2 separate regions of the Homo sapiens genome follow, and region 2 is linked to region 1. Evidence: chromatin contacts called from ENCODE POLR2A ChIA-PET data. All regions are on one chromosome and are shown on one strand. The core of a region is the stretch at or near the end of the contact, and the rest is flanking DNA. Distances in the headings are between cores, read along the strand shown.

The links. ChIA-PET counts read pairs that join two places held with the same protein, here RNA polymerase II (POLR2A).
Region 2: POLR2A ChIA-PET joins it to region 1 with 12 read pairs in naive thymus-derived CD4-positive, alpha-beta T cell. The contact joins two enhancer-like sites. POLR2A ChIA-PET finds 5 or more read pairs at or near these places in 3 of 52 experiments (BJ, Panc1 and naive thymus-derived CD4-positive, alpha-beta T cell).

Annotation. Positions count from the first base shown.
Region 1 is chr4:70,924,534-70,929,840 of GRCh38, reverse strand. All of the region lies in intron 1 of MOB1B (MOB kinase activator 1B), which reads right to left. Among named protein-coding and RNA genes, the nearest start is that of MOB1B, 25 kb to the right of the region's middle. Within about 2 kb of position 2,185, at least 3 of the 41 ENCODE cell types and tissues checked have a DNase peak (open chromatin) inside an H3K27ac peak, as active enhancers do.
Region 2 is chr4:71,129,572-71,134,684 of GRCh38, reverse strand. It overlaps a transcript of SLC4A4 not described here. Among named protein-coding and RNA genes, the nearest start is that of SLC4A4, 55 kb to the left of the region's middle. Within about 2 kb of position 3,349, at least 2 of the 41 ENCODE cell types and tissues checked have a DNase peak (open chromatin) inside an H3K27ac peak, as active enhancers do.

The DNA of each region.
Region 1 (5,307 bases), core at 936-3,435:
ACCCCGTCTCTACTAAAAATACAAAAAATTAGCTGGGCGCAGTGGCGGGTGCCTGTAGTCCCAGCTACTCGGGAGGCTGAGGCAGGAGAATGGCGTAAACCCAGGAGGCGGAGCTTGCAGTGAGCCAAGATCGCGCCACTGCACTCCAGCCTGGGCGACAGAGTGAGACTCCATCTCAAAAAAAAAAAAAAAATTAGCTTGGTGTGGTGACGTGTACCTGTGGTCCCAGCTACTCAGGAGGCTGAGGTAAGAGGATCATCTGAGCCCAGGAGGTGGAGGCCACAATAAGCAGTTGTTGGGCCACTGTGCTACAGACTCAGCCACAGAGCAAGACCTTATCTCCAAAAATAAAATAATAAAATTAAATTGGCCAGATGCAGTGGCTCACACCTGTAATCCTTCGGGAGGCCAAGGTGGGCAGATCACTTGAGGTCAGGAGTTGGAGATCAGCCTGGCCAACATGGGAAAATCCCTTGTCTACTAAGAACACAAAAATTAGCCGGGCGTGGTGGCACACACTTGTAATCCCAGTTACTTGGGAGGCTAATGCAGGAGAAACACTTGAACCTGGGAGGTGGAGCTTGCAGTGGGCCAAGATCACGCCACTGCACTCCAGCCTGGGTGACAGCAAGATTGTCTCAAAAAAAAAAAAAAAAAAGAAAGAAAGAAAAGAAAAAGAAGAAAAGAAATACAGGGGACAGAAATTATTTGGAAGTACCTTTACTATTATCTTGTTTATTTGGCATTAATTTTAAAAGTCCAAGAAGCTTTCATGACTCTTTTTCTTAATGATGCAATGATAGTGGGAATGCAGGGAAATGAGCACTCTCATTCCCTGGTAGAGGGAACACAATTTACAGGGCACATTGGAAAATAGGAAACTTGTGCCTGGTATATGACAATCCTGTAAAGAAGGTCTCTACAAAACTATGTGATAAAGATACAATAAATAAGGCTGAGTGCAGGGGCTCACGCCAGTAATATCGGCATTTTGGGAGGCCAAGGTGGGAGGATCACTTGAACCTAGGAGTTCAAGACAAGCCTAGGTAACATAGCAAGACCCCGTGTCTATTAAAAAAAAGTTTTTTTATTATAAAAATCCAATAAATAGGTATTCTAAACTCTTCTGTGCACAGTAGCCACCTTTTAATATTTTCCCTAAAATCTTTACAATGGAAAAACATACAACAGACTGAGGAGAATCACTCATACTCTCACCACCCGTGATGAAATTCTTGAAAATGTCAGGCCACGTGTGGTGGCTCATACCTGTAATTCCAGCACTTTGGGAGGCTGAGGCGGTGGATCACGAGGTCAAGAGTTCGAGACCAGCCTGAACAACATGGTGAAACTCCATCTCTACTAAAAATACAAAAAATTAGCCGGGCATGGTGGCACGCGCCTGTAATCCCAGCTACTCAAGAGGCTGAAGCAGGAGAATCGCTTGAACCCGGGAGGCAGAGGGTGCAGTGGGCCGAGATCACACTACTGCATTCCAGCCTAGGTGACACAGCAAGACTCCATCTCAAAAAAAAAAAAAACAAAATTCTTGAAAATGTCATTGATTAGTCAGGAAAAAAAATTGTTACTAAGAGGCACTATGCTAGGTGGTAGAGATTTAAAACAAACATTTTTTGAAAATGCCCCATCTTCAAAGAGATCATACACATGACAGTGGGTGGAGTACAATGTCTTTTTGGAAAGGACTATGATAAGGACTATAAAGGGCACTGAAATGGTATCTAACAAACTGGGAAGGGGGCACAGGCCAGGGAAAAAGTTGGCTCCTGAGCTAAAGAAATGGGGGTGGGGAGGAGAAGAATAACAGCCAGAATAACAGGAACGGCATTTACAAAGGCAGAAAGATGGAGCAAAGCAGGTTGAGAGAAATGCAAATAAAATCACTGAACACTGTGGGGGAGGGATGTTAGAGCAGGAAGGCACGGATGAGGCTGGAGTGGTAAGCAAACATCTCAGGGAGGCCTTCTATGCCTTGGAGTTTTGCAGACCACTTCCAGCCCATTCCAATATCTACCTGAAATGCCCAAGTGAACTACAGGAAGCGAGTGCACCGAAGGATTCCTACCACTTCCCCTCCATGTTAAAAACCAAGATGCTAAAGTGGAACAGCAGTGGCAGCAATGCCAAGAACAAGCAGGGGAGGCCCCCGCATCCACACAATAAAAACAGCATCTGACTAAAAACCGGAAGCTCAATTCGGCAAAATTCTTGCTGTTTTGAATAGGTGAATGCACTACACATATTTATAACTGTGGTATTGACGGCAATTTTTTTTTTTTTGAGACAGATTCTCACTCTGTTGCCCAGGCTGGGGTACAGTGGCATGATCTCAGCTCACTGCAACCTCCGCCTCCCAGGTTCAAGCGATTCTCCTGCCTCAGCCTCCCAAGTAGCTGGGATTACAGGCGAGTGCCACCATGCCTGGCTAATTATTGTATTTTTAGTAGAGACGGGGGTTTCATCATGTTGGCCAGGCTGGTCTCGAACTCCTGATCTCAGATGATCTGCCCACCTTAGCCTCCCAAAGTGCTGGGATTACAGGCATGAGCCACTGCGCCTGGCTGACAGCAATTTTTTTCTTTATATTCCTAATTTTTGATGAACACAGACTGCAATTATTTCACACATACACCCAAGAAAGTTTGTATACTCAATGCAATATCTTGCAGTGCAAGGGTCTTTAACCATCATTAGCCAGTGGACTTGGAACTGAGAGTTTAAAACAACCATTAAGGAGCACATCTATGTAACACGCTGGTCTCCAGTGCTAAGATTCTTGAGGACAGAGACCGCATCTTATTTCTTTTTTTTTTTTTCTTTTTTGAGACGGAGTCTTGCTCTGTTGCCCAGGCCGGAGTGCAGTGTCACAATCTCGGCTCACTGTAAGCTCCACCTCCTGAGTTTGCGCCATTCTCCTGCCTCAGCCTCCCAAGTAGATGGGACTACAGGCGCCCACCACCACGCCCGGCTAATTTTTTTGTATTTTTAGTAGAGACGGGGTTTCACCGTGTTAGCCAGGATGGTCTCGATCTCCTGACCTCATGATCCACCTCCCAAAATGCTGGGATTACAGGCGTGAGCCACTGCGCCCGGCACATCTTGTTTATTTCTAAACCCCTTCCTTTCTCCTCCCACCACCAGCAAGCACCTAACACTTCGCTTTTACACACAGGAGGTGTTCAATAAATGTTCATTTTATTATGCAATAATGCCATACATTTGTAAGACAGCTAAACAAAAAACTGGAATGCACAAACAGTTTATACACTGGGCTTGGGAATTTCATGAGTGGAGATAATGACAGTGTTTATACAGGACTCTGGTTTATGAAAAGCTTTCATATACATTCTGTCATTCAAGTCTCACATTAACCCAATGGAAGAAGCATTCGTTACCCTCCAGTAGGCAGAGGAAATAGAAACTAAGAAATTAAGTCATCTGCCCAAGGTCACATAGCTAGTGACAGACCAAAGACTCTGAATCTCGGATTTCCTCACTCATAGGCCACTGTTCTCTCCCATGACAATCTTCAGTTAATTAAAAAAAAAAAAAAAATGGCTGTAATCCCAGCACTTGGGAGGCCAAGGTGGACGGACTGCTTGAGCCCAGGAGTTCAAGACCACCTGGACAACATGGCAAAACCCTGTCTCTACAAAAGATACAAAAATTATCCAGGCATGGTGGCACACACCTAAAGTCCCGGCTACTCAGGAAGCTGAGGTGGAAGAATCACGAGCCCAGGAGGTTGAGGTTGCAGTGAGCTGAGAAGATACCACTGCATTCCAGCTTCGGTGACAGAGTGAGATCCTGTCACTCACACAAATAAGAAAATTATTGAAAACATATTTGCTAAGCAATGTCCTAATGTGCTGGGAAATAAAATGATGAACAAACCCTCAGTCCAGGAGGAGAAAACTTAGAATCCAGAAGGAGAAAAAAACACATTAAACAAGAAAATAATTGCAAGTGTGAAAGGACAGTACGGGGATCTACATTGAGGCTCCCTTATTGGGAATCTCTCAAAGACAGAACTGGTGTTATATTGAATCCAAGGATTTTTCTTATTCACCTTATCTCAAACCATTTAAATTAAATATACAGGCATCCACTTTGGAAGGTGCTTTCAAATCACCTAGGGATCTTATTAAAATGCATTATAATCCAATGATTAGGACCCGAAATCCTGCATTTCAAACATACTCCTAGGTGGTGCCAAAGATCCACACTTTGAGAGTCTACAGCAAACTTCTCAAGGATTATGGTTATGTAGAGACACTGATCCTCTCAATCCTGAGAGTACTTTCTGTCACCAGAGGACCAAGAGCAGTTTTTCTTCTGCTACATAAAATGACAGTGGTATTTTTCTTCCTTAATGTTAAGTGATATCAAAAAAGGCAAAGACATCACTAACAAGTATAGTTATCCCTAGACAACACCTTACAAATACATTCCCACTTGAAAGAAAGCTAAAATCAATAAAGCTCACCAGGCATGGTGGCTCATGCCCGTAATCCCAGCACTGTGGGAGCCTGAGGAGGGCAGATCACCAGAGGTCAGGCGTTCAAGACCAGCCTGGCCAATATGGTGAAACCCCGTCTCTACTAAAAATACAAAAATTAGCCGGGCACACACCTGTAAGTCTCTGCTACTCAGGAGGCTGAGGCAGGAGAATCACTTGAACCCAGGAGGTGGAGGTTGCAGTGAGCCCAGATTGCGCCATTGCACTCTGGCCTGAGTTACAGAGCAAGACTCCATCTCAAAAAAATAAAATAAAAATAAAATAAAATCAATAGAGCTCAACTAAAGCAAATTTTGGTTCCCAAATGTCTAGCTGTTTAAAATTGTAGTTTTTTTGTATAGTTTGGTTCTAACTATAATTAGAAATATAATTTTTAAAAAATGTTGGTTCTTCAACCCAAATGTCCATCAATGATAGACTGGATTAAGAAATTGTGGCACATATACACCATGGAATACTATGCAGCCATAAAAGAGGATGAGTTCATGTCCTTTGCAGGTACATGGATGAAGCTGGAAGACATCATTCTCAGCAAACTATCACAAGGACAGAAAACCAAACACCACATGTCCTCACTCATAGATGCATAGATGGGAAATGAACAATGAGATCAACTGGACACAGGGCGGGGAATATCACACACTGTGGCCTGCTGGTGGGTGGGGGACTTCGGGAGGGATAGCATTAGGAGAAATACCTAATGTAAATGATGAATTGATGGATGCAGCAAACCAACACGGCACATGTATACCTATGTATCAAAACTG
Region 2 (5,113 bases), core at 2,100-4,599, 200 kb before region 1:
GCTAAAGACAGCAACAGAGGAGGGAATCCCTGGCCTCTGGGGCTTCTATTCGGAGCAATACACTCTAGTATTCAGTGATATTGAAAGGCTAGAAAAGCAAGTGGCAAGAGAAGTACACAGAGCAAGTAGGAGGGTCTGGTTTTAATGGAGCAAAGTTTAGAACAAGATTTGAGTCCCAGAATGAGGATACAGAAACAATGTACATTTCCTCCTCCTTCACCAAAGAGCTTTCTCCCTTTACAGGAAAACTGGTGTAGACAACAAGCCTTATAAGCACTATCACCAAGGCCAAGGCCACAGTATAGGCTAATCTGGACATGGATGGATGGCATGATAAGCAAGACCAGTAGGAGAGTTTCTGATACAAAAACTGAACAGGCCAGCAGTGACATGGGAGAATATACCCCTGGCCCAGGAATCTGGGAGTATAGCTTCAAGCAGCCTGACTAAGCTTTAAATATTCTTGAAGCCTTGTGTTTTATCTTGAAAATTCAATAGAACCTCATATTTTATTTCATAATATAACCACGTTAATTCATATAAAAATATAATGATTGAAATGAGAATTTTGAAAATCTTTATTTTCAGGTAAAATCAACTTTGGGGTAAGATGATTCATGTATATGTCTCACAGTTCCCCACCTCCTTGGCACACCATCCCGTATACCTCAATGCATTCAGGACTCTGTTTGCAAGCCAGGAGCATAGTAAAGGCCTAGGACAGCCTCCAGAAAACTTCATGGGGAAATCAATGGTTGTGCCAGCAAGACAGAGCAAGGTATTTGATAGCTACCAAGAGGACAAAGCCTGAAAAGAAGAGTTTCAGTCCTTGAAAGTTCTAGAAAGAGTAGGGCAGGTCCCTAAGACTTTGAGCAACGGGGGTGCCAAGTTCGGTATCAGGGCAGCGACAGCCATAAGAATCAGGAAACCAAACTGGGAGATGATTACATCAATAGCCCCCAATGAGTCACACTTCCTAGGACTCACATCTATGGAGTCCCTCTCCTTGAAAGTGAGCCACCCTTGTGACCTGGCAGAAGTGATGCTGTGCTAGTTCCAAGACTAGCCTAAAAAAGGCCTGGGACTTCTGCGTTTGCACTCTGGAGGAAGGCAGCCATAATGTAAGGAATACGACTACCCTGGACCACTTTGCTGTAAGGAAGCCCACGCTGGCCACACAGAGAAGAACCTGGGAATCCTGCCAACCAAGGCACCCTTGGCTGACTCCCGCAGCTGAGTTCCAATTTGCCAACTATGTGAGCCAGCCATCTTGGAAGTTAATACCACATAGGACAGAATCACACTGTCCTTGCTGAGTCATAGCCAAATTAGATAATCATAAGCAAACAAATGATTGTTGTTTAAACCAGAGTTTCATGGTGAACAGATAACTAAAACATACGGTAAAGCTTAGCCTCACAGAGCTATTCAGGAAATAGGATCCAAGTGAGACCTTAAGAAGATGTCTTAATGGTTCCCATGTTAACAACCTAAGGCTCCTACAATTCTTCTAGAGGGGTTCAGGGATACGAAACTAAGAAGGACTCAGTGCTATCACTCATTTCCAAATTACAATAAAAATTTTCCAAATTTGCACAAATTTCTACAAATCTCACCCTGGTTAAAAAAAAAATGGTAATTCATCAAATGCACTTACATTAATTGGCATTCAGTGCAAGTCTGTAGGCTTGTCAACTCCTATCGTGTTAGGGGCTTGCTAGTTCCCACCATGTCCTCCACATGTTCACTGCATTGGAGTGGCCTTTAGCTGTCTCTGTCTGGCCTATGCAGTGCCCAACACAGTGATACACACATGCATGTACTTAATATCCCAAAGAGGACAATGATAACAGAGACTTTGATTACTGGATTGCTTAGGGTCAGTTAACACTAGCTGTGGCCAATAGTGGAAAAGGAAGTATTACTTAGAAAATTCCAACTAGGCACACAGCTGGTAAAGCTGTTGGGCAAAACATGATGATTTTTTTCTTCATCTTACTATGCAATACCAGTAAGCAGGCAGTTGCAACAGAAGTAATAGTCATCAAGATCTTATTATAATATGCAAGGCTTTGGAGGAAATCTACAAGATCTCTCTGTCTGTCCCTCTGTATCCAGGCACAATTTAACTCATTCCCTACCCTTGCTATAAAAAACACTTAGGAAAAAGCATTAAGTATTGTCCAGGAGGTAGTATCCATCCAGCTAAACCTGCTGTAACTGCTAAAACCAACAGCAGCCTCAGCTGCAGGATGCCACTTCTATTTCCATGGAAATAGACAGGCTTTGGGCAAATTCGAAGAACATGCTTCAAGATAATTTTGCAGCTTTCTTTGAGCTGAGACATGCCGTTAGCTGATATACATTTTAGAGCCCCCGTCAACATGTGTCTGGAGAAGGGGTGGATTAATAATAGCTTACATTTCTATAGTGCTTTTCATCCAAAAAAAAATACCAAACAAGAAAAACAAGCTGAATCTTTTCTTCTTGTTTAAAGGAAAAAACACTAGTGATTTTTAAAGCAATCCTAAACACTGGAACTAATTATAAAGAAATTCACTTTTTTAAAGTGTCAGGACAAAATTATTATTTTTTAAAACTTAAATAGTATGCACATTGCTCCTAAAAGCTCACAAAGATATGCCGTCATCACCATTTTGGAAGGCTATCATTTCTTTCCAACAAAGACAACAGTTGCAGTGCCAGTAGATTCAGAGACATTATGGGTGAACAGAAAAAAATAATAATAATAATTAACAATGGTACAGGAAGCTCCATCTGGAGTGTCTGATAACACAGTGGGAGATGGATACAGATGGGAAAATGTGGGTGGCACAGGGTAGAGCTTGTCCCGATCTCATGGGCTCGGGACTCCAGACACACTCAGATTAGTATAGGCTTTGGTTTTCTGCTCCCTGCTATTCAAATGGAACTAGCCAGGCCAGAGCCAGCATGTTTTACCACTGTCCAGAAAATCTGGGATGGCTCTTGATCACAATCTGGCATCATGACAAGGTCAATAATGCATTTACCAATGTTTAATAATCCTAGATTAATACAGCTTTTCATTCTCTAAAGTGCAGATTCTTTATCTTTAACCCAAGTAATTTGCATATACTTCCACATAGTAATTCCAGGCACAATGCTGCTTATTCTGAGCTTTTTACCCTGATTGGCAGCTAATTAGAACCTTGAAATGTTGGCAGGTGTCGTGATGAAAAGGCATCATAAACCCAGCTACAGCACAGACAATGGGTCTTTAATCATCTGTTTAAGTCACGCAGTTCCCAGTGATCTCGAGCTTTTAGGATGAGTAGTTTCTTGATCCTGGAGGACTGCTGAGCAAGGAGGACCTCTGCTGTTATAAAAGAACCAACATCTTTAGAGGGACGGCGAAAGTGCACTTCAGAAACAGACAAAACAGAAAGGAGCAAACAGAAGGATGCTTAAAAAGGAAACAGTTGCTTTTTCTGTCAATTTTTCTTTCTACAGAGATGCCAAACTAGTATGAGATGGACAGACAGATCCCCACTCTCCCATCCGCCGTTGTTAGTGAACATGATCTCATGATGAATAAGGCAGAAAAGTCAGTGGTTGAGAAGACAAAATTATCTCGTCATTCTTTCCCTTTAGTGTCATAGTTTGAGATTCTAGCATGTATCACTCACTTGATATTCATCATGGGGATTACATTCTCAGCACGGGATAGATGTGTACAGGGGAGAACTTTCCTCCCACTGTGTCACTGGAAAGAAAAGGCTGTCACCATGACTGCCTTCACACAACCTCCTCTCACAGAGAGCTCTCTCAACTACAAAGATATCTCCCCTCAGCTTGAGTTTTCCTAAAAAGGTATTGATTCCACAAATCTTCACAGAGGATCTACTATTTGCATAGACTTATGTTAGGTGCAGTGAGGGATACAAAAGTATATGAGCGAGGTTTGCCTTTGAGAAGCTGCAAAAATAAGATACATACGCATTACAACAAATAATACAATAAAAGAGATGCTTCAAAGTATGATATCACTTAATGCTAAGAGCATATTGAAAATAGTAAGTGACACTCATTTAACAAAATAAGTATGATATCACTAAGTGCTAAGAGCATATTGAAAATAGTAAGTGACATTCATTTAACAAAATGAGGCCAGGCACTGTGGCTCATGCTTGTAATCTAAGCACTTTGGGAGGCCGAGGTGGGAGAATTGCTTGAAGCCAGGAGTTGAAGACCAGCCTGGGCAAAAAAGTGAGACCCCCTTCTCTACAAAATTTAAAAAACAAAATTAATTAGCCAGCATGGAGGCACATGCCTGTAGTTCCAGCTATTCAGGAGGCTGAGGTGGTAGAATTGCTTAACTTCAGGAGTTTGAGAGTGCAGTGAACTATGATTGTGCTACTGCACCCCCACCCAAGCAATAGCGCAAGATCTCATCTCTTAAAAAAAAAAATAATTAACATTACAAGAGAACTCTGGCAATTGAAGAGGTCAGAGGAGTCTTTGAAGCACAGGTCCCTGAAGACGGATAAGAGGATTCATTTTTAACTTTTATTTTAGGTTTAAGGGTACATGTGCAGGTTTGTCATATAGGTAAATGGCATGTCACAAGGGTTTGGTGTACAGATTACTTCATCACCCAGGTAATAAGCATGGTACCCCATAGGTAGTTTTTTAATCCTCACCCTCCTTCCTCCCTCTATCCTCAAGTAGGCTCTAGTGTCTGTTTTTCTCTTCTTTGTGTCCACGTGTACGCAATGTTTAGCTCCTACTTATAAGTGAGAACAGGCAATATTTGGTTTTCTGTTCCTGTGTTAGTTTACTTAGGATAATGACCTCCAGCTCCATCTGTGTTGCTACAGAGGACATGATCTCATTCTTTTTTTTTTTTTTTTTTTTTTTTGGTGCATGGTATTCCATGATGTATATGTACCACATTTTCTTTATTCAGTCTATCACTGATGGGCATTTGGGTTGATTCCATATCTTTGCTATTGTGAGTAGTGCTGCAATGAACATACATGTGATGTGTGTCTTTATGGTAGAACAATTTATATTCCTTTGGGCATACACTCAATAATGGGATTACTGGGTCGAATGGTAATGCCATTTTGAG